5 separate regions of the Homo sapiens genome follow, and regions 2, 3, 4 and 5 are each linked to region 1. Evidence: chromatin contacts called from ENCODE Hi-C or POLR2A ChIA-PET data. All regions are on one chromosome and are shown on one strand. The core of a region is the stretch at or near the end of the contact, and the rest is flanking DNA. Distances in the headings are between cores, read along the strand shown.

The links. Hi-C counts contacts between places; a loop is a spot of excess contacts on that map. ChIA-PET counts read pairs that join two places held with the same protein, here RNA polymerase II (POLR2A). Pooled maps may share reads with other maps.
Region 2: a loop to region 1 is called in a pooled map, with 3 times the contacts of the local background. The contact joins two enhancer-like sites. A Hi-C loop is called at or near these places in 3 of 37 single-sample maps with no recorded cell type and 1 of 50 pooled maps. POLR2A ChIA-PET finds 5 or more read pairs at or near these places in 1 of 52 experiments (K562).
Region 3: a loop to region 1 is called in a map with no recorded cell type, with 4 times the contacts of the local background. The contact joins the promoter of ERAP2 here to the enhancer-like site in region 1. A Hi-C loop is called at or near these places in 5 of 37 single-sample maps with no recorded cell type and 4 of 50 pooled maps.
Region 4: a loop to region 1 is called in a pooled map, with 4 times the contacts of the local background. The contact joins two enhancer-like sites. A Hi-C loop is called at or near these places in 2 of 37 single-sample maps with no recorded cell type and 3 of 50 pooled maps. POLR2A ChIA-PET finds 5 or more read pairs at or near these places in 1 of 52 experiments (H1).
Region 5: a loop to region 1 is called in a map with no recorded cell type, with 2.6 times the contacts of the local background. The contact joins two enhancer-like sites. A Hi-C loop is called at or near these places in 3 of 37 single-sample maps with no recorded cell type and 4 of 50 pooled maps.

The regions. Positions count from the first base shown.
Region 1 is chr5:95,922,425-95,927,220 of GRCh38, forward strand. The region is part of intron 2 of ELL2 (elongation factor for RNA polymerase II 2); the gene reads right to left. Among named protein-coding and RNA genes, the nearest start is that of ELL2, 37 kb to the right of the region's middle. RefSeq lists enhancers at 1,680-1,819, 2,301-2,595. Within about 2 kb of position 2,472, at least 6 of the 41 ENCODE cell types and tissues checked have a DNase peak (open chromatin) inside an H3K27ac peak, as active enhancers do.
Region 2 is chr5:96,894,913-96,899,708 of GRCh38, forward strand. It overlaps ERAP2 (endoplasmic reticulum aminopeptidase 2), which reads left to right. Exons shown (of 19, transcript NM_022350.5): 7 at 334-447; 8 at 1,461-1,592; 9 at 1,820-1,951. It also overlaps a transcript of ERAP1 not described here. Among named protein-coding and RNA genes, the nearest start is that of ERAP2, 21 kb to the left of the region's middle. RefSeq lists an enhancer at 2,214-2,273. Within about 2 kb of position 2,124, at least 8 of the 41 ENCODE cell types and tissues checked have a DNase peak (open chromatin) inside an H3K27ac peak, as active enhancers do.
Region 3 is chr5:96,874,249-96,879,044 of GRCh38, forward strand. It overlaps ERAP2 (endoplasmic reticulum aminopeptidase 2), which reads left to right and starts at 2,252. Exons shown (of 19, transcript NM_022350.5): 1 at 2,252-2,279. It also overlaps a transcript of ERAP1 not described here. RefSeq lists enhancers at 1,891-2,020, 2,041-2,190, 2,361-2,570, 2,941-3,150.
Region 4 is chr5:95,021,051-95,025,846 of GRCh38, forward strand. The region is part of intron 1 of MCTP1 (multiple C2 and transmembrane domain containing 1); the gene reads right to left. Among named protein-coding and RNA genes, the nearest start is that of MCTP1-AS1, 45 kb to the left of the region's middle. Within about 2 kb of position 2,446, at least 2 of the 41 ENCODE cell types and tissues checked have a DNase peak (open chromatin) inside an H3K27ac peak, as active enhancers do.
Region 5 is chr5:95,067,190-95,071,985 of GRCh38, forward strand. The region is part of intron 1 of MCTP1 (multiple C2 and transmembrane domain containing 1); the gene reads right to left. Among named protein-coding and RNA genes, the nearest start is that of MCTP1-AS1, 91 kb to the left of the region's middle. RefSeq lists an enhancer at 3,020-3,069. Within about 2 kb of position 2,867, at least 2 of the 41 ENCODE cell types and tissues checked have a DNase peak (open chromatin) inside an H3K27ac peak, as active enhancers do.

The DNA.
Region 1 (4,796 bases), core at 1,222-3,721:
AGAGTCTGTACTCAAATTCTGCAAATGTGCAGTGTTCTTTTAGTGAAAACTTTTAACTTCATGGCTGGAGTCCTTTAGTTCAAATGTCCACTAAACAGAGTGTTACAGAAAGCTCTTAACAAACCTTTGTTACTTAAATGTAGCTTTTTCCTTTCTCATCCTCCAAACCACCCAATCCTAACTTCTTAAGTAACATTTATGCTTTTTAAGGTAAAATAATTATCTTTCTATGCATTTTTTTCTCTTAAAGCATTATAGTTTGGCCTGATGGTGGACACAGAAGACTTTCATATTCTTGTTTTTTAAAAGTCTCTTCAGTAGGAAAAAAGCTACAGATTTAAAAAATATGACCATGACTAGAATAGAATCAGCTTAAAAAGAAACAAAGTTTTTAAAAAATCATAATCCATGCTATGTACTCACCAAAGTGTTTTGAAATTTGTGTTACACATAGATTAAAACAGTGGTTCTTAACAAGGGGCAATTTTGTCCCCCAGAGGACATTTGGTCTGGGAGGGTGCTATTGGCATGTAGTGGGAGGCCAGAGATACTGCCAAACACCCTACACTGCACAGGACATTCCCTCCAATTACGCAGTACAAAATATCAGTAGGGCCAAGGCTGATAAATTTTGGATTATAAACAGAAATAGGTCATCCCCTTAGAAAAGAAATCAGAGGCTGGGTGTGGTGACTTACACTTGTTATCCCAGCACTTTGGGAGGCTGAGGTGGGAGGATCACTTGAGCCTGGGAGTTCGAGACCAGCCCGGGCAACACAATGAGACCCTGTGTCTATAAAAATAAAAAATAAAGTGAAAAAAAAAAAAGAAATACAGAGTAACTTATCTGCAGAGTGCTTTCAATCCCTACCATTTTTCCTTGTTCTTATCATATGCCACACACAATGATAAGATTCTCAGACTGCTAAAGATCAGTAACAAACCACCTCTGTCCTCACCTCTGATAGCAGAACTTCTCAACAGTCTCTCCTACCTGCGTGTAACACTATGGGTATATTTGAGCAGTACGCAGACACGGCAGGGGCAGGCATCAGGGCAAATAGTGTTCACTTTGGGACCAAAGGGTGACTCTTGATGCACGTCATGAGTTTCTTTGCAGCTATGGAGCTGAAGTGGAGCTTAGAGGTTAGGGAACAAAGGGACATGGAGCCCAGGCCAATCAGAGTTCTACATTGCCTTTTCTTGGTAGTTTCAGAGCAGCATCAATGCAGATGGTATGGTCTGAGCTAAGCCCAGGCCAATCAGAGTTCTACATTGCCTTTTCTTGGTAGTTTCAGAGCAGCATCAATGCAGATGGTATGGTCTGAGCTAATCTGAAGCTTTTCAAGAGCAAGATGTTTTCAGGCAAATTTTACATCCTTAAAATTTCAAAAGGGTTTGTAGACTTAGTGCATCTAATTTCTTGAAGATGTATTAATTAGACACAAAGTTAATTGTATCAATATCCAAGTATACTCTTAAGAATGAAATGGGTATATAAGGTAGCACTTATGTTTATGGCTGGTAAGGCTGTGTAACAATTTGGCCAATGGACAGGAAAGCAGGAGACTTATTGGAAAGAGCAGGTAATATATGACAATTAGGGCAGGTTGGTGAGAGGGAAGCTTTAGAACTAAACTATGGCAACTTCAGAGCAGACCAGAACCTGTGGGACTGTTGAAGGCCAGAGCTAGGGTGGGTCTGAGACCTTGTCTAATCTAGAGCCATTCAGGCAGAGTTTCAGAGGAACCTGTGGATATGCGTCAGTCCCCTCTGATATGCAGGAGCCTATTCCATTGTGTATCTACACAGTTCTTTTTTCCAAAATGGTTATAAAGCATTTTCTTAAAAACTAGCCTTCAGGTTCATGAAATACGAGGAGGAGGAAGTGAAAATGTACTGACTGCTACTGGTAGACCTAGGGTCAGCTTTGAGGACTGAGGTAACCACCACAGGAAATAAGTTTTGAGGTCTGATTTTGAAACAATATTGGAAGACCATTCCTTTGTGAGATAGAAACTTCTCCATTTTAATTTTAGTATTTTAAGCTTTTCCTACAGGTCAGTTGGGAATAATTTTTATTTAGGGACTCACAATCTTGAATTTTTAGCTAAATGCCTTAAGAATAAAATATTATTTAAAAAGTATTAAAATGCTGTGATTCCAAACAGTTTCTTGTTCAAGATGAAGAATATAAAAATATACCACCATGTCTCGGCAACTGGAAAAGCAGATTTTAATTTTCATTCCAAAAATGAGAGACTGAAAATCAAAGGCTTAGGACCACAATCCACAACCCTCCTCCCAACCTCCTGTCTGTCTTTGATAAAAAGCTACAAAGAAAAAGTTTCAGGAAACTTTCAGACATTTATAATTAGCATAAACACTGTATACCAAGATGTGTAAGTCAAAACGTCTAATTACTCTGGGATACAAGCTCAGGCATGTGGCAACAGAATACTGCCTGAAAGGTCATTTCAACATCAAGTCACGGACGTCCTATTTACATAAGGATCTAGGGCAGAAGCACAATGTGCACACTGCTGCAACTTTCTCATATGTGAATGCTAACATCTGCTGAAAAGCTGTTGGTACCTTTACTGCAGGTTTCCTGTCCTTGAGTCAAATACTTTCTACTCAATATTGGATTGAGGTATACATTAGATTAAAAATAGAACCAGCAAGGGTTTTCTTCATTTATTTAAGTGTTTTGTTCTTCTGTGGGATTACAAATCATTCAAACTTACAGAATTCTTGTTTGACAGACACCTTTTCTGATAAGGTGATTGTAAATGCTCAGTGAACCAGCAGTACCATGGTTTGACATGACAATTCCTGGTGTTAAAGTGGACTCATATAGCTGAGCGGGCCAAGATCATCTATAATTTCTTTTTTATAGATTAGGGACAATGAGGCTTAGTGATTTGTTCAAGTTAGAGTCATACTTAGATTGACAACCCCTGTACTACAAATCCGAGCCTGCTCCATGGCTGTCTGAAACACTCATTACCTTGTAATACTAACATATTATGTTTATAGTCTTTCTCCCTTCACTAGAATATAAGCTCTGCAAGGACAGAGGCTTTTGTCTGTTGTGTTCCCTGAATATATTGTCAGCACCTCAAGTGGTGCGTGGCACAAAGTAGTCACTCAATGCATATTTGTTAAATGAAAAGGTGGATTAATGCCTGAGCCAGGCCTAGAACTGAAGTGTTTGCTTTCTTTCCACCAGCATTTCTGAAGCATGCTGAAAAGTTTCCTTATGTGAAAGAGGGGTTCTTTCCTCAAATAAATTTAGGAAATGCCAAGTTAAACAAAATAACTTTCTTTGCTGTGGGTCTTTTCATACTGAATAGTTTCCCAATTTGTATGGCCTCAGAACCCACCTCCCCTCCGGCATCCCAGGAAGCCAGTCCATCTCTTAATTTTATCTAAAATCTATTATTTGACTATATATAGACTATATATTAGCTTAGATACAAACTTACTGCAAACATTTAAACATTAGAATTCTCTGTTGTTCTCAAATTATTTCTAGACTCTTGATTCTGTGACTTCCTTAAAATCTAGAAAATATACTTTAAGCTAGAGAAATATATTTGCATGTACTATTCAGGCTCCACAGTTTAGGGACAGAATAGTCTAGAATCAGAACAGAAAATAGAAACCTCAACCTGAAAGCCACATGTGCTATTTTTTAAACTAGACCTGCAGTTATGACTTTAGGCCCAAACATTATGGGTTGAGGGGAGAAAAAAAAAAAAGCCTCTCACATCAGCCCAGATGTGCAAACCAATGCTGAAGGGTGGAGGAGTAGGAAGGGGAGGGTAGCCTTCACTGGCAATAGAAAAAGTTAAGTATTAGAGAAATCAATAAGAGCTAAATATTCCTACTGACAGGGAAGGGCAGAGGGTAGAGAGGATCCAACACATATTAGAGCCGTCTGAAATTTCCATATGATAGCTATTTTACTGAAGAGAGTAGTGCAAAATGCCAAATTTTTCTAGCACAAAGAGAAATATTGGCAGTTATCCCCAAAATTCAGGTCATATAACAATAATTCAGGAATTATAATTAATAAATAATTCAGGAAAAATAAGTCCATTTATTTCCTTCCATTGTTCCTCTTTAGCAAGATGTATATTAAGCAAGGAAAAAGTAAGGTGAAATTGCTTTCCCTGTTATTTTTCACATGGTTCCCCTGGATCCAGTATTAAAATTTCTAGTTCTGGATTAAAGAGTATAGCAGCCTAATACTGAGATTTCCTATTTCTCTTATTTCTGTAGGATACAGTCTTATTAGAAAAATAATTCCTGAGAACTGCATTCTCATCCCTAATGTATTCTTTTAAATTTATGACCATTTTGGAGAAAATATCATCGACGGCAACATTTCAAAACCAATTTTAATTACAAATACACAATAACATCGATGGAAGTAAAGTACTAATTTTTAAAAATAAAATACACCCAATACACTCAGTTGCTATATAACTGAAATTACAAAAAACTACCTTGAGTAATTTTTGGCTCTCTTAATATGGCTTCTCTATTAATATGAAATTAGCCTTCTAAATGTTAGTGTTTCTGGTAAGATGACATGGATTAATTGATTCTTTCATTTAATTCACTTATTCCACACATATTAACTGAGTACTACTGTGCTAGGCACTGTTTAGGTTTCTATGACATAGTAGTGAATAAAACTGACAAAGATTCCTGCCATTGTGGCACATATGTATGAAAGTCCAGGAACGAGATAATGATGCCTAGGACCAGGACAGGGAGAAATGGAT
Region 2 (4,796 bases), core at 874-3,373, 970 kb after region 1:
AGAAAAAAACTACCTCCATAAAGTGTTCCATTTTCTTTCTTAATATTAAATCTAATAACTAGGAAATGTTGGGCAGATAGAATGAAAGTCGAAGAGTTAAGGGCATTGAGAACACACAAAAAAAAGAAAAAAGAAAACCAAGCAAAAATGTGGTGGTGAGAATAAGAAGGCAAGGAAATCAGTAGAAGAAAATTGTACAGAGAGAAAAGGGTAGCAAAGAGAGAAGAGAGATCCTAACTAATAAAAAAAAAGTTAGTAACTATTGTATTTTTTGCTAAAGTTAATAATTTTTATTTGTTTAACTTCTAATAATATTGAGTTTTTACCTCCTAGTGGTTTGGCAACCTGGTCACAATGGAATGGTGGAATGATATTTGGCTTAAGGAGGGTTTTGCAAAATACATGGAACTTATCGCTGTTAATGCTACATATCCAGAGCTGCAATTTGTAAGTTCACAATTCTGTGTATCATACTATATGGTGTAAAGAATCATCAATTCACTATTAAAATTTCAAGTGAATGTTAAACAGAAAAACTACATAATGTTGTGGTTTTTGAACATATGGCATTTTGTTTGATACACGAAACAGATCACAGAACTGGATGAAACATTGAAGGTTTTAGAAAACAATCAACATAAATCTGTCACCCCAAAGTCTGTAAAGAGAGAAGGCAAACTAATACAAATGTAGAACTGTGTATGTGGGTTGAGAGGAAAGAACATCACTGTTTGTATACATCTGCACAGGAATGCTCATGGCTACTAGGTACTATAGAGAGTTCTCGGCATGTAACCTGAAATCAACATCATTGGGGGTGTACTTTTCTAGAATTTCCAAAGGGTCTGCTGGCTTCCCCAAAATGTGTGAAGGGATTTCTTCAGGTACGTCTTTTTTAAAAACGAATATAGTGGTCTGAACACTACACAAATTTGCATATCAAGGTGGTTAGTAATGGTTAATTAGGTCTTTGGGATATATATTTAGTCCAGTACACTATAGACAGACATGGATTCAAAGTTAGGCTCTTCTTGTTACTGTGTATGTACTGAATTTGTGGCTTAATGCCAAAGCTTTATATATTCTTATTTGTAAAATGCATATACCATATCTCCCTTGCAGAGGTGTTGACAGGATTGCAGATGATAGGTCTAGGCACGTAACAAGTATTCACTAAATGGAAACCATTATTTTATTTCTGTATTCAAGGGCTGGTACATGATAAACATTCAGGCAATGTCTGAAGGAATATTGGATTTGTATCTTTTTAAAGTAGAGAAACTTTAAAAAGATGTATTCCCCTTTGGCCAAAGGGGAATACATACAAGAAAAGAAACATCTCCCAAGAAATATCGATTGAAATCTTACCTCTAAGAACATCTTACTAAACCTACTATGTTTTCTATTGCTTTTACAGTGTCAAATAGAAACTAAAACTAAACATTTTTCTCCCTGTTTAGGATGACTATTTTTTGAATGTGTGTTTTGAAGTAATTACAAAAGATTCATTGAATTCATCCCGCCCTATCTCCAAACCAGCGGAAACCCCGACTCAAATACAGGAAATGTTTGATGAAGTTTCCTATAACAAGGTAGTAAATATCAGGTGCAGGTGGAAGCTCTGCTTTCAGAAGTGTAATAATGACTATAGAATCAGCAGTTTAAGTCACTGGTGCCAGTTCCTGCTACTTGTTTCACTTTTTATTTGTTCACTTTTCAGACATCACACATGTTCCGTAAAATTTAAGCTTCCTTTAAAAACATACCATACTACCATTTTCTTTATCTCTTTTTTCAACTCTTTTGTTTTTTTTTAAAGGGAGCTTGTATTTTGAATATGCTCAAGGATTTTCTGGGTGAGGAGAAATTCCAGAAAGGAATAATTCAGTACTTAAAGAAGTTCAGCTATAGAAATGCTAAGAATGATGACTTGTGGAGCAGTCTGTCAAATGTAAGTCATATGTTGGGTAACGATAGACTGTTATTTAATCTAGAAAGTAACAGAATAATTGTGAATGTTTATAAATAGCTATATATTGTCAGTCAACCATATTTATTCTGCTTGCTATGTTGTCATGGTCTATAGAAGGCAGCACTTCCCTTTTTCCTCTAACACCACACTAGGATGTCACGCTGGGGTGGCCCCAGGGGCTCACTATTTGACCTGACTTTCTTTGGTTTCTCTTCTACGACTAATCCTACACTTTTATGTTCCCTTGATCTAAAATCTTTAAAATGTTGTAATTTCTACCATATAACACCTAATCTCTGGCAAATTTTAAGGTTGTCAACTGTATTCCCCAATGTGTATATATTTGTTGAGCAAAACTAATCTTCTCTCTTATAAGAAGAAATCTTGCTCAATCTCTAGATCATTGTGCCTATATTTCTAGTGCCTTTACTAGCTGAAATGCCCTTTCTTCTTTCCAACAATTCAAATGCCACCCAACTTTTAAGATCCAGCTGAGATTTCACCTCCTCCTTACAGACTGTTCCAGCCCTCATTCGTTTGCCTGTCTGCTAAATTCTTAGCAGTGCACTTATAATCTGTTCCACATAATAGTACCCTCTTTTATTGTTTTTATTAGTTCAATAATGATAATGTGCTTAAGAACAAAAATTGTGTCTATTCTTTTTTTAATGTGATAGCACCTAGCATATGTTGATCTTATAATAGTGATTAATAAGCAGTTAATGATTGATTAAAGAACTTATGGTCTGTCTTTGGGATTCATGTAGATAATAGGAAAGGCAAAGCAGAAAAATTCAGTTAATTCAGATGATTCTAATAATTATTAAAATATTTTAAAATTTCCAACTGCAAAGAAAATAATTTTTTATAGAACCATTAGACCCAGAGAACTCATACCTGTAATTAGAAGAACCCTAAGTCATTGTAGACAGAAGAGATCCTTTCTTTTTTACAAGCACTTGTGTCCCAGGGACAGTAATAATATTGTTTAATATTTCTGCAGCAGTTTACAGTTTAAAGACACTTTCATGGCCGGGTACAATGGCTCACGCCTGTAATCCCAAGACTTTGGGACACCAAGGTGGGTAGATCACTTCAGGTCAGGAGTTTGAGACCAGCCTGGCCAATTCGTGGAACCCCGTCTGTACTAGAAATACAAACATTAGCTTGGCATGGTGGTGCTTGCCTGTAATCCCAGCTATTCGTGAGGCTAAGGCAGGAGAATCACTTGAACCCAGGAGCTGGAGGTTGCAGTGAGCCGAGATTGCACCACTGCACTCCAGCCTGGGTGACAGAGTGAGACTCTGTCTCAATAATAATAATAATAACAATAATTAATAATAAATAAAAAATCAAAGTTAAAGAATAAAAAGCACTTTCATGTTGATTATCTCATTTGATATTTTTGTGCCCTTATAAAGCACACTTATGGTCCAACTGATGTGTGATTTTGTGGTTAAAGAAACAAAATCCAACAATCAAAAATTATTTCACAGCTCCTATTTTTTACTTGCATTTCTTGAAAATCCTGAGACATATTCAAATACATAGTTTTTACTTACAAAAATACTTATAGGCCTGGTGCGGTGGCTCATGCTTGTAATCCCATCACTTTGGGAGACCGAGGTGGGCAAATTGCCTGAGGTCAGTCTGGCCAACATGGTGAAAACCCATCTCTACTAAAATACAAAAAAAAAAAAAAAAAAAATTAGCCAGGTCTGGTGGATCACCTGTAATCCCAGCTACTCGGGAGGTTGAGGCAGGAGAATCACTTGAATCCAGGAGGCGGAGTTGCAATGAGCTGAGATCACACCACTGGACTCCAGCCTGGTGACAGAGTGAGACTCTGTCTTAAAACAAAACAAAACAAACAAACAAACAAAAAACATATAAAGATGCTCTTTACTATCCATTTCCATCACCCACCGTCAGTGGTCCAGACACACTTTCTCCATGCTTCCGCTTAAGCTTCTCAGCACCAAGTATTGTGTTGCTTCTGTCTCTCATCCCTCTCCATTTCCCTCTCCCTTGCCATGTGTGTGTGCATGTATGTATATTTGTAGACATCAGTTTAGCTCCCCTCCAACACGGAAGAATCTATCATTTGGTGTGCATACTGGCAGTAGAGGGTGGGAGTTAAAAAGAAAATTTGGCCAGCAATTACCAGATCATTTTAGGCCAGCAGTGTAAATTCCTGTGTTATTTTTTGTCACATCATGCTTATAATCATCTCAAAAGATAAAGTAATCATCATTACTCTGTGTTTATAAGTGAGAAAACTGATACTAAGGGACAGATTTGCCCAAAGTCACCAAGTCAGTGAGAAAATCAGTACTTAAAATTTGTCTTCTAAGTCCAATAGTTATTCAATTATATCACAGCTAGTTCCTAGTTTTAAGAAAAGTCCCCCATCAATCTTCCCCTAAAGGTCCTAGATTTTGACCAACTCTCTTCTGACACCAAAGGGCCCTGTAGTATTAAAATAATAAATTACTGAAAATATCTTGCCCACCATTGTGTCACATAAAGTCAATTCTAATACATGTCAATAGCAACTTGAGAATGAGAAGAATTAGTTGCTGTTATTTTTCATAAGATCATTTAAAGGCATTTGAGAGCCTTAGCACATTCTTCATTTTTTCTCATTTGCAGTTGCCCTTAAGTACTGGTTATTCAAGGGTCAATTGCCAAGTTGGTACTTTTCTTAATTCTTATTTTATTCCCAGTTAGTTCGAAATATTGTACACTCATCACATGCTGTTGTGATAGCCACTGTAGGAATACCTTGGTAAACAAAGGTGTTTCCCCTACTGTCAAAGAACTT
Region 3 (4,796 bases), core at 1,002-3,501, 950 kb after region 1:
GCTACAAGTACTTGAATCTGGCTCAATTTTCACTTCTAGGATTCTGCAGCTCAATTCCATAGCCTGTTTCTTCATTCTCCATCACCACTTCTGTTCCAGTGGGCAGGAGAGAGCTCTGAAAACACACATGCACTCGCCCACATACCCACAGCTAGGCTGGATCTTGTGACAAGGAATATCACAGAAATACTCCCAGCCTCCTATACCTCTTCTACCTGCCCCCACGCCCTGCAGAGTTAGAGTCCGTAGATAAGCCCTTGGGGCCTCCTCTTCTTTGTCGTCTTTGTCCCCTTCTTTTTCCCACTCACTGGCTTCCAGCCATCCCCCTTCCTGTGGTGCCCCTCTCACTACATGAAATGCAGCTCTGAGGGACCCCATTCAGTCTTATGTTTCGGGCCTTAGGTGTAGGCTACTGCCTTCCTTTCTGCCCCTTCTACTTTATCGACTTGTTCTTTCAGGTTGAAATAATAAAATGTAGAAAGGTGGAAAAATTAAAGCTTGAGACTTAACTAGGATCTAATCATGGCAACATGTGCTATTGGGCCAAACATAGGTTGCAAACACAAACCACAGCAGGACAAGGCACATGATACAAGTCTATGAAGAGTGTCTGCAACATGATAAGAGCTAAGCTTGTTATATTTCACTTGACAATAGAAATTGTATGGATGTATTGCCATTTAATAGACTGTGATTCAAACAAAACAACTATAGGCTGGCATATAGGCTGCCAGTAGGCCACTATGGTTCCCACACTAGGACTTGCCCCTCTGTAAATGGGGAAATCAAGGAAAGATCTTGAGCAGTGGGGGAGGCATGGTCGAGCAGTAGTTGAAAGGATTAATCTGGTGGCATCGTACAAGTAACTGCAAGAAGCTGAGCTTGAGAAGCTGGGAAGACATGATTGAAGGCCATTGTGAGGAAGGATGAGGACCTGGACTACTTTAATAAGCGGTGGGATTTTTTCTTAGTTGGATAGAAAGAGATTGAAAATGATTCAAAAAGGCCAGTTGCGGTGTCTCATGCCTGTAATCCCAATCCTTTGGGAGGCTGAGGCAGAAGGATCACTTGAGCCTAGGAGTTTGAGACCAGCCTGAGCAACATGGGAAGACCTCATCTATAAAAAAAAAATAATAAATTAGCTGGGTGTAGTGGTGGATGCCTGTAGCCCCAGCTACTTGGGAGGCTGAGGTGGGAGGATCATTTGAGCTCAGGAAGTCAAGGCTGCAGTGAGCTGGGATGGCACCACTGCACTCCAACCTGGGTGACAGAGTGAGACCCTATCTCAAAAAAAAAAAAAAGAAAAGAAAAGGAAAAATCAACAGGCTTTGGTAACAAATTGGAGAGGGACAGAATCAAAGTAACTAACTATATGGTTCAATCCTAGATAATGGAAGAAGGCTGGAAGCATATAAAGCAAAGGGTGTTTATCTGGGGAAAGAAAACACTATTTGAGTTGTCAGGGTTCTGGTTCAGGTTAGGGTTAGACATCCATGTACTGTTGGTCCATCAGGCTGTTGGAATTACAGCAGCAGAACCCTTGAAGGAGGGATCACAATGGGAGCAATGTGGGATGAATGGGGATAAATGCTAAATCTGGGTACTGGAAAGGATAAAGAGAGGGCAGAGCAAAGGCCAGAGGTTTCATCTTTGTGGAAGGTCTGTATTCAGAGCAGAGAGGAAGTTGAAGCCCAACTCAAACAGGCAGATAAAGAGAGATCAAAGAGATGAGCATGAGATACAGTCCCCTCGTGCCCAAGGAGACAGGGTGGTTACAGACATGGAAAATCTGAGAATAATCACCTCTGATAAAGATCACAGAAGCTGCCCGGGAGGTGTTTGGTAAGCTTGGAGTTACGTTTGTGGGGTGGATGGGCAGAAGTCAGATTTCATAGCACTGAGGATGCAGCACAAGGAGAAGTTCAAGATCAATTCCTAAGACAACAACTTGGCACTAAAAAACATAAACTATGTTCTGAAGGCTTTACCCTGGGGACAAGGGAAGGGAGGTGATAACAGCAGAAGTGGCAGCCACTGGCGATCCTTTCTTTCCATGGTTTGGCTTCTACTCCAAAGCCACTTATTTGTGCATTCTACAAAAAGTTTCTTGTCCTTTTTGAAATAAAGCTCTTATCCTAAGCTCCATTCACACCTGCGTGATAATGAACCAGCTAGTACTTACTGTACTCAGGAAGCATGCAAAGTTCTGAATCTTAGAACAGAAAGTGAAAGCAAAAGTAAATTCCCCTTCAGTCAAATCTGCAGCAGCATGATTTAAGGTAACGTATCAACATTTCTCTTGGGTTTGTCTTAAAATTAGATTTTTTCAATAAGAATAATGAACTGAAGGTATAGAACTGCTGTGTTGAGAAGGTTTTGTAATCTAAGGCAAGGTTCTGGGGGACTGGGGTGAATTGGGCGCGGCTGTATTAGAAAGTGTATGCAGTTGAGGCTGGGACTTGATCTAAGACGCTGCTGCACTGACTCTCTTTCAGAGATCTTTTTGTCTTTTCTAAGCGTTTGTGACAATTCTTGCCTCTTCAATCCCAGGATGTTTTGTTCACTGCATTGCTATTTAAGGTACAGTGCAGTATAATAGAAAGCCCACCAGACCAAAGGGCAAAGAGCTATGTTTTAGTCCTGATTCTGTTTCAGACTTCCTGTGTGGATTTTGAGAAGTCACCATCCTGTTCCTTCATCTGTTTATTTAATTTAATTTATGTATTTATTTATTTATTTATTTTGAGAGAGAGCCTCGCTCTGTCGCCCAGGCTGGAGTGCAGCAGCACGATCTCGGCTCACTGCAACTTCCACCTCCCTGGTTCAAGCGATTCTCGTGCCTCAGCCTCCCGAGTAGCTAGGACTACGGGCATGTGCCACCATGCCCGGCTAATTTTTGTATTTTTAGTAGAGGTAGGGTTTCACCATGTTGGTGAGGCTGGTCTCGAATTCCTGACCTCAGGTGATCTGCCCACCTTGGCCTCCCAAAATGCTGGCATTACAGACCTGAGTCACTGTGCCCGGTCCTGTTTCTTTATCTGAACACTAAGGACTTGTACTAGCTGGCCTTTACAACCCTTACTAGTTCTAAAGTTAAAGACTGTGTGAGTAAAGCTTTTCTCTCTACTCTTATCAATCAAGTACATCTCTAGGAGTGTCTGCTACAAGTGGGGGCGAGCTACTCCTTCATTTTGGCCATTGAATGCAAGTTATAACCTCAATAATAATTTCATATCCAACACTAATTACTTACTTCCTATATGCTCCATGCTGTGCTGTGCCAACTTCTTCACATGAATTATTTCATTTAATCATCCCAGCATGAGGAAGGTATAATTATTACACTGTTTTATGGTTGAGATAAATGAAGCTCAAAAAGTAAAAAACTTTGCCCATGATCACGTAGGTGAGGTTGGTGGAATTAGCGTTGGAATCTGGGCACTCTGATTCCAAAGCCTCAGACCCACATAATAAGCCACTCCATTTTTTTTAAACCCTCCAAAATTCAAGCTAATAGACCAATTATGAGTGTACTTATCAGACGTTCTTGGAACACTGAGATTTGTAGCAGTAATTTAATGCTTGTTTTTAAAAAGAGGGAGAAGTATCTTTAATATTATTTTATTTTTGTTCCTTTAACAATACCTGTCACCTGCATTAATATTGCAAATTGAAAAATTGAAGTAATTGTTTGGATAATTAATGCTGCAGAACTTGTTAAGGATTATAAAAAGAAGAAGTAGCAGAGAAAACCTTCATGGTTTGAGTTGGAGCAGTAAGGAAGTAAGTAGAGGCAGGTGGTAGGGTGGCAGTAAGAATTGATTCCCCCAAATTAACTATGCTGTTTGTCCTAATTTTATATGTGTTGTAGCTTTACCCTTCAAAAAGAAAGAAACTTAGTTCTATTTACAAAGGTAGTAAATTCAGTTTGATTTAATTGTGCTTTCAAAAGTAGTGTAAAGGGAAAAGAACCGAACCTTAAAAAAATTCTGTAAGAATATTATAAACTCAAAATTTATTTCCATGGCTTTTGACATATTGAAAATAAACTGGGGATAAATACCTACCTTGACCAGCAACCTTTACACCAGTAGCCATAAAATGAGGCCATTCAGATAATGTTATTGAAAGAGGTGAAGTTCAATGCCATTCGTAGTAATAATAATATCTGGTATCCAAAGAATATAGAATATATATATAGAATATTCTTTGTGACTTATGAAGACAAAATAGAGACATCTTGCACAGTTTACTTTCAGGCATACACTTAAAATTACATGTGTGCCTGTGGTTCCAGCTAATTGGGAGGCTGAGACATCAGGATTGCTTGACCCCAGGAATTTGAGGCCAGCCTGGGCAACATGGTGACACATTGTCTTTCAAAAAAAATAAAATATGGCCAGGCGCAGTGACCCACGCCTGTGATCTCAGCACTTTGGGAGGCTGAGGCAAGTGGATCACCTGAGGTCAGGAGTTCGAGACTAGCCAGGCCAACATGGTGAAACCCCGTCTCTACTAAAAATACAAAAATTAGCTGGGTGTGGTGGCACATACCTGTAATCCCAGCTACTCGGGAGGCTGAGGGAGAAGAATCACTTGAACCCCAGAGGCAGAGGTTGCAGTGAGCCAAGATAGTGCCACTGCATTCCAACCTGGACAACAGCGAGATTCCGTCTCAAAAACATAAATAAATGAATAAAAATAAAGTAGGCTGGTCACAGTGGCTCACGCTTGTAATCCCAACAGTTTGGGAGGATTGCTTGAGTTTAGGAGTTTGAGACCAGCCTGGGTAACAG
Region 4 (4,796 bases), core at 1,196-3,695, 900 kb before region 1:
CAAAATAGCTTGCTGGTTTAGCTGAGCCAGACCATCTAGGTTCGAATCCTGCCACTTACTAATTGTGTGAGCTTGAGAAATTACATAACTGATTTTTGCTTCCATTTTCTTACCTGTAAAGTGGGACTAAACTAATACTACTACCTCCTTGTCAGGTTGTGAGCATTAACGCATATAAGATGTTAAAATATTGCCTGGCTGGTTTGTTATTTACTACTGGGTGAAAAAATAAAAAATAAAAACAAATAGTGCTTGGCACATAGTAAGCACTCAATAAATGTTAGCTATTGTCAGTTTCCAAAAATGAAACAAAAAGTACAAAATTTTGATTTGAACTGCATTGAGTTTCTAGATTAACAGGAATAATTTATAATTTCATGATATTAAGTATTTTCCTTTAAGGAAAATAGAACTTTCCATCATTTCAGGTTCTGTTGTATGCCCTTCAATACAATCTTATTTTTCTTCTTTCGTCTCTATCTAGCTTAATTTATTCTTGGGTATTTTATGGGTTTTGTTTCTATTGTAAAAGGAATAATTCTTTTCCATTTCCATTCTGATAAGGTTATTTCTAGTATAATGGACAAATATTATTTTGTATACTGACTTTATATTCTGTCACTTTTCAAGTCATATTTTGGGTTGTCTGTGTATAGAAATCATATTGTCTGTATATAATGCCTTTTTGACTCTTATTTTCTAATACTTCAATTATTTATTTTTAAATCTTATTGTGTTATCTTCTAAAGACTGTGAAAAATGGTGAAAACAGTGAACATTTCTGAATTAGATTTGATTATAATGTGCATGCCTTTTAGTATTTCACAATTTAACATGATGTTTATGAAGCTTAGGCTTTTTCTTCTCTTAATTTACTTGTGCTTTAAAAAAAGCACTGCTGAATTTTATCAATAGATTTTCAGCATATGTTAATAAGATCATACAGAATTTTTGGTTGATAGATTTTTGTAACATTGAATCATCTTCATATTTCCAGAGTAGACTCTACTTGGCACTGTGAATTTGTTCACTCTAATGTACAATCATGATTATGTTCAAAACCATCTATCATATGTCAGCATACTTGAGTATACCCGTACTTCTTAGGAAGGCACTCATAGCTCCCATGATATATTAGGTTGGTGCAAAAGCAATTGTGGTTTCTACCATTACTTTCAATGCAATTACTTTTGCACCAACCTAACTGAAGCCTATCATTATAAACTGAGCCTTCACTTCTCTTCCACAAATTCTGGATCATTTTTCCTTAACAGAATAGAACTTACACTTTAAAAACTTGTATCTTCGTCCTTCACTCTTGACCAGGGCTGCCTTCCCTTCTTGTTTCCCGTGTCTTTCTACCCAGTCTTCAAGGACCATTTCACTAGCACTTTATATCTTTATTTTCCATTACCACATTCTATCTCAAATGTCATATTTGTCATTTTAAATTATGAACCTTTAAAATCATGGAATAGAGTATTTAAGCTTCAAATTGAAAATGAATTATGCTAGAGGCTACAAGGATAGAAAGATATCTTTACGAGCACCTGATCCAGCTGAGTAGAAACATCAATGGGAATCTAAATAAAGTTGGCGAATCCATGGGCAGTTTGTTCTCTCTCTTCTCCTACACTCATGTAATGCATCCAATCTGCTTTGGCACCCTGTTTGAGGAACCCAGGTATACCCTTAGAATCCTTCTCAATACAGTGCTCTAGGCAGCCATTACCAACTGATAAAAATTAGCACTTAAAATGAAACCCTGTCCATTCAGGAGCTATAATAAAAGACTGACTGTAATATACTGAAGGTATGAAGTCATTGGGAGAGAAGGACAGTGGATCAATTATGATGGGAGAAGACTCTCAGGAGGCCTCATAAAGATAACCATGGAGCAGGGTCTGAAAATATGTGCAGGACTTTGACAAGTGAAGATTTGGAAGGAGGGAGCATCAGAAAAAATCAACATGAGCCCGATGGTAAGCAATCATCAAAAAGCGCATCACTAGATTGTATGAGAAATAAGGTGGAAAGGAAGACTGATATACAGTGAGGCCCAGCTAAGGAGGTTTCACTCTGTGGGCAACATGAAACCATCACAGGCTTTTGAAGACAGAAACAATAGAACCAGGCTCCAGTGAACACACACTTACTGCCTTACATGTTTTATGCTCTGGGCCAAATGCTTAGATTTCAGCAATGAGCAAAACCCTGGCCTTTTCCCTCTGTAAGAGGGATGAGAGTAGAGAAATCCCATGGTTCTAGAAATTATTTAAAAGGATTTACAACTGTTCAGTTTAAGTCACAAGAGCTTGATCTGACCAGTGGTAACAAAAACAAAAGATGGATTTGAGAGTTTGAAGAGATTCTATCAACTGAATTTGCCAACTGACAAGATGTGGGAAACAGTGGGTGAGTCACACAGAAGTTTGAGCTGCGCTCCTGGGAGGATGGTGACACCCACGGTAGACAGCAGAAATGAGAGGAGAAGCAACTCCAGGCCACCACTCTGTCAGCTCCAGGGATCGCCCAACTCCATAAAAGAACATCAAGAACTTTAGTGGATCTAGAGAGACATCTCCTTTCAGGCCCACTATAGTGGTTCCAAGAAGAAAATCAGCAGGCTGATTATGGAGGGATGCTAGAAATAAATGTGTATTTCTTTATTGTAAAGTATCTTTAAAAAAGTGTTCATGAAGCTTCCAAACATAAAGATATCTTAGGAAATATGTATCTGAAGTGCTAGGCTCACATATATTAAAAGCTCTAAAACAAACTTGGTTCACCTCTGAAATTTTAAATATCCTGAATGATATATCTAAGTTGTCTGCTCTTGTGGTCTGCTTTTTGTAACCAAGAAAATGGCACTTTCACAGAATTTAGCAGTTATAAGAAGTTAATGATCTGTGCAGTTATTTTTAGTGCCTTCGTCTATTTTGGACACTAGTTCCTTGTTGGATGTATGACTTGCAAATATTTTGTCCTAATCTACGGATGGTCTTTTCCCTGTTAATTGTTTTCTTTGTTGTGCAGAAGCTTTTCAATTTGATGCAATCCCATTTGTCTATTTTTGCTTTTGTTGCCTCTGCTTTTGGGGTCTTATCAAAGAAATCACTTCCAAGACCAATGTCACAGAGCTTTCCTTGATTTTTTTCTTCTGGTAGTTTTACAATTTCAGGTCTTATGCTTAAGTCTTTAATCCATTTTGAGTTGATTTTTGTATAAAGAGTGAGATAAGAGTCTAAAAACGATATGGCATATCAATAAATGTGGCTCACCATATTCAAAGAATCAAGGCCAAAAACCACCTTATAATCTCAATGGATATATGAAAAGCATTTGACAAAATTCAACATTCTTTTGTGATAAAAGCTCTCAACAAATTAGTTATATAAGGACTGTTTCTCAACACAGTAAACACCATATATGACAAGTCCATAGCTAACATCATGCTCAACACTGAAAATTTGAAGGCTTTTCCTCTAAGATCAGAAACAAGACAAGGATACCCACTTTCAACACCCCTATTCAACGTAGTACTAGAAGTCCTAGCCAAGGCAATTAGGCAAGAGAAAGAAATGAAAGGCATTCAAATACACACACACACACACACACACACACACACCCCTAAATGCCATCCCAAACTGTTAGAATTGATAATGGAATTCATTAAAGTTGCAGGAGACAAAATCAACTTACAAAAACCAGTGGTATTTCCATATGCCAACAACAAACTATCTGAAAAAGAAATTAAGAAAACAATCCTATTTACAATATCATAAAAAATACTTAGGAGTAGGTTAATCAAGAAGGTGAAAGATCTGTGTATTAAAAACTATAGAACATTGATGGGAGATATTGAAGATGACACACAAGAAAGGAAGGATTGTACATATTCATGGATTAGGAGAATTAGTATTGTTAAAATGTCCATACTAATCAATGGGATCTACAGATTCAATGCAATCTCTATCATAATTTCAATGACGTTATTCACAGAAATAGAATAAATAATCTAAAATTTGTATGAAGTCATAGACAACCCTGAATGACCAAAGCCATCTTCAGTGAAAAGAACGAAGCTAGAGGCATCACACTATCAGATTTCAAAATCGATTACAAAGTGATAATAATCAAAACAACGAGGTACTGACATAAAAATAGACATACTAACAAATGAAATAAAACAAAGAGCCCAGAAATAAACTGATACATTTATGATCAATTGAGTTTTGATAGAGGTGTCAAGAATACACAATGGGGAAAGTACAGTCTCTTTAATAAATGGAGTTGGAAAAACTATATATCCACCTGCAGACAATGAAAAAAGCTCAAAATTGAAAATTCAGAGTTCTAGGCACAGTTTGAAAATTAAGAAGTTTCTATGGTAATACTCAAAAGTTTGGGGGCTAAAGCCAAAAATCAGATGCAAAGTACAAAGTTTTAAGTTGCAGATTATAACACAGGATAAATTCACAGCCTTATCAGGTCACTTACAGGAAAGTCAGAAAAAATCATGGAAGAGTAGTTAATAACAAGAGCATTCACATCTTCTATCTCAGCAAGCCACCATTTTTGCAGAAGGCCTTCTTGTCTTGCTTGAACTGGAGTCATTACCATACATGGTGATGCCAAATTTCCTTATGCTCAACTCCTCCTTCCCTCATTTTAGATAGACTAGTGGCTCTGGCTGGACTTCAGGAATCTGAGGGTAGGACCCAGCCTGATAATCAATTTTTCTTTTCCCAACAGCCCCTCAAGTAATTTCAATATGCAGACTAGCTTGATCCTTG
Region 5 (4,796 bases), core at 1,617-4,116, 850 kb before region 1:
GCTGGAATAACTTCTGGAATTCTATTGCACAGCAGGGTGAGTATAATTAACAATAATGTATCATATATTTCAAAATATCGAAAGGAGGGGATTTTGAATGTTCTCACCACAAAGAAGTGACAAATATTTGGGGTTATGCATTAGCTAATTACCCTGATTTGATCATTACACAATGCATACATGTATTGAAACCTCACATTCTATCACGTAAATGTGTGTAATGATTATGTGTCAAAAATAAAATACAACATGAAAATAAATGATTTAGAAATGAAAAAATTGGCATTATTCATAGATTGTCTCTATAGAAAATCCAAAGGGATTTACAACTAATATATTAAAAGAATAAATAGAAAAATACAATTTCTAAACAGAAATAAACTAAGATACATTTACTATTAACCTACAAAATATACTTATATTTTTAAATATTTTAAATATATATTTTGTTAGGACATACTTCAATGTTTTTAAAATTAGTTTAATTGATGAATAATAATTGTATGTATTTATGGGATACACAGTGATGTTTTGATCTACATATACACTGTGGAAAGATTCAGTCAAACTAAGCTTTCCATCACCTCACTAACCTATCTTTTTTGTGGTGAGAATATTAAAAATTTATTCCTTTGACAATTTGGAAATATACAATACATTATTATTAATGTCACTATGCAGTGCAATAGATCACTACAACTTATTCCTCCTAACTGAAAATTTGTACTTTTCATCAACATCGACCCTTTCCCCATCCCTCTGGCACCCTCCTCTCAGTCTCTGGTAACCACTTTTCCACTCTCTGTCAAACAATCTATTTCTTAAACTAAATTTGAAATATAAATCATTAAATTAACTTGATCTTTCAACAAGGTCGTTCTTTTTTGATAAAGAAAGAGAGGCAATTATTCTATTCTATTAAATTTATCATTATCCTATTTAAATCAAGTTAAAATTAATACTTTATTCAGCAAGAATAGAAAATGAACCAAGACACATTTGACTCCAAATTTCTCAAGGGCAAGATAATGTCTTGGGTAGGGTTTTCTCTAAGAAATATCCAATGAGAGAAAATAGATTTGATTCACAGAGGAGAAAGAGAGAGACAGAGAGAAGAGAGGAGACAGAGAAAGAGAGTCAGAGTTGGTGGGGTATGAAGATATGTTAATAGAAGGGTAAAATACTTAATTCCAACAGACAGTAAACATAGGAATCTGATCACAATTATTTTTAAAAAGGAAATGAAAACAAAACAAAACCAAAACCCAGGGACAGTCTAGTCTAATACGTCAACTTCCTCAGAGGCAGATGACAGATGTGAAGATACCTTGCAGCTTTATGGGTTAATTTTCTATAGTGTCTAACACTCTGGGACACTTGGGGAACAGTAAATGTTTTAAGCTGTCAAGGACCTGATTGGCCGGGATCTGTTTTCTACTTAGTTCACTTCCATTTCCTTTGCTGTTCCCAGTAGCTTTCTCCATGTCGGTTTGCATTACTATGGTTTTCACAATTCGGTCAAAAAATAAAGCTTTTATGCCTAATTAAACACCGAGCTAACACACTTTGTCAGTCATTTCCACTTTGAAACTTACGTTTACTGCATTTAGTCTGTCCTTTCCAATCTTACCATACAGGGTCTGCCAAAGAAATTATAAAAATTTTACGTAATATTGTACCTAGGGACATTATTTAATATCAATAGTAGTTTTTTATAGCTAAAAGCGAATTAGGCTTAGTTCCAGGGGAAGATTGTGAGCAGGTATCTTTTTTTTTTTTTTTTTCCTTTCCTGAGAGAAGCTGTGAAACAACAGAACAGCCTGTGCTACATACGTAATTAAAACAGATGTTCTCAATCTTAATTTTTATAGCTAATTATGACAGCCAAAGAAATGTGCTTGTCTTTTGTAGAGCCACATATTTTCTCTCAAATGTGCCCTATTTTTCTCCTCACCCACTATGACTGCTCAGAAACAAAGGGTGGGGTGATGGTGAGTTACAATGCAGCTGCAAGGACTGTCAAATTATTGGTAAGTCAGGGAGTGGAAACAGTGATGAGTGAAATTGACCATAAACTATCTACATAGCATAAACATTTGTACGTACTCCTAACTTTGCAGATGACAGTTTTCATTGGGGTCTTTCATGACAGAAGCCAAGTTTATTGTATCAAACATAATAAAGTAATTCAAACATAATAAAGTAACTGCTTACAAGCACCTTTCCTTTGTCAACCCAGCCTTTGGGAGCATAGCATTTTTTTTTTTTTTCAGAATAACATACAGTGTACAGAAATATGCTACATTTTGATGACACAGGCCAGGTGACTTACCCGCAAGGGTGCAGAATCTGATATGCTTGTCTATGTATGTGTGTGAAAATAGAAAGCATACAAGTATAACGAAGGCACCCGTTCTCAGAGCACACTCTTCTTTGAGCTCCTTGTCCTTAGGCTCACAGGGATGTCAAGTTGGGGTGCTTCAGACACAAAAACAAATGACCCTTCTGCCCTTTTTTTTTTTTTTTTGAGACAAAGTCTTGCTTTGTCGCCCAGGCTGGAGTGCAGTGGTGCAATCTCTGCTCACTGCAAGCTCTGCCTCCCGGGTTCAAGCTATTCTCCTGCCTCAGCCTCCTGAGTAGCTGGGACTACAGGCACCCACTACCACGCCCGGCTATTTTTTTTATTTTTATTTTTAGTAGAGATGGGGTTTCACCGTGTTAGCCAGGATGGTCTTGATCTCCTGACCTTGTGATCCACCCACCTCAGCCTCCCAAAGTGCTGGGATTACAAGCGAGAGCCATCGTGCCCGGCCGACCCTCCCTTTCTGTAAGTGCTGCCAGCAGCTTGGAAATTACAAACTTTAGAAACCACAATAGGGGAAGAACTATCTTCCTGTTTGTGGTGGAGTCTGGAATTTTCCCGCCCTTGTCAAGGCACTCTGTTGTGTTGTTATCTAGGTTCTCTCCTTACCCATCTATCAGCACCAGGTCCATGGAAGGCCTACTAGGCCAAAGTCCCAGGCCACATCTGCAGTCAGGCTACCCTGAGCCCAGCTTGCCTCTCACCCTCTGAGGAAGGAGCAGGAGCTGCAGTGTTGCTGCTGGCAGTGTCCCTGCTTTCTGCAGCCTCAGCACTGCTGAGTGCAACACCTTGCACTTGAGTGCAACACCTGCTCCAGCCTCCTCTAGTTCTCTTCTTGTCAACGGGGTTCCAATTCTGCAGTACAGATTGGGGGATACCTTTAGGGACCTCCAAACCTCTCAGCTTCCACAGCCACTCTGATTCCTTCATAATTGCTCTCAACACTCTGAGAACTGTTTCAAACCCAGTCCATTAAAAACCATTCTGTATGCTGGCCCAGTTCCTCTCAGCAAAGCCCAGTGTGGTCTGATCCAAATCCAAGCACTACTCCTGTCTGCTCTGCCTTGGGAAGTTGCCCTGTACTGCCTTGGCCCAGAGAGCAACACTCAGGAACTCAGCAACTACCTACCAGACTTTGGCCATGTGTGAGACTGGGGCAGACTGTCTAGAGAGAGGAGTACAAAGGCAGTCCCAGCTGCGGCTTGGTGAATTCATCCCGCAGTAGTTCCATAGCCTAAGAGGGATTGCAGAGGTAGGAACAACAAAGTTTAAGAAGCAGATAAAGCTCATTCTGATCTTAACTAGGGACTATGTGGGAGGGGCTGACTTGGTTAAGGTGGTTGGGAGAGTTGGGAGAAGAGTCTGGCATCTCTCAGTGGGGAGGTGGCAATGTATTGGTTCAAGGGAAGTTCCGTGGGATTAGGGTACCATGGGATGAACCTGTTCCCAAGATGAGGAGGCAGGAAATCAGAGCCAAGCCAAATGGACTGGAACAAAGGGGAAGCGAGAGGAAGGGTGTTCATCCCTGGAGAGAAATGTTGAACAAAGCACATCTGAGCAGCAATTCACATACAGAGCATACTTGTGAAGGCTAACTGTGAAGGCTAACCAGGAAGGCTGTAGCCACAGGGATCCTCAGCTAACCTGGGCATACCTATGACACCAGATCCGGAGCCTGAGGCAGCACGTGCAGCCCAAGAGCGTCTGTCTGAGGTACCCGCTGGCTTCGTAGTCACTGATTAGGAGACAGGCTGGATCAGAATCTTCTGGAGAATTTTGGTGCTGCCAGATGCTGTGCTGGGTACTTTACATACATTTTCTCTAATCCTCACAAACTTTCAAACAGCGGGGAAACAAAAAGTAACTCTACATATCCTTGGTCTCAGCTTAAAAGTCACTTTCTCACAGAGGACTTCTCTGAGCCTATAAATATAAGTTAACTTCCCCTTTTATTCTCTATATAATATTCTACTTTTACTGATGTCCCTCAGTATAGCTTATAATTTGATATGAGTGATATTCATGATGATTTGTTAACAAACATTGTGTCCATTTCTCCTCCATAGTTTCTGGGGGCACAAGCTCTTAAAAATATTTCTGTATCCCTGAATGCAAGTGGGGAAATGCAGTGAAATAACCAGTGTATTGCATGTAAACATAGAGATGTTGTAGATTGAAAGTTTCACTCTGTGAAACTGTGGCCACTGCACAGACTAATGTATCTAAGAACCAGAATGGCACTCATACTCACATGAATGAGATTGTCTTAAATACAACTTACCACTGACTAGATTTTTGTTAAAATCTGGCAATCATATGCTAGAGGTGAGTGATATATTTTACTTCTCTGCTAGGCTTCCAAGTAAACAACAGGTAGAAATATATACATGTAAAAGTCCATCTAGAGGAATTTTAATAGATCCATGAGAAAAAT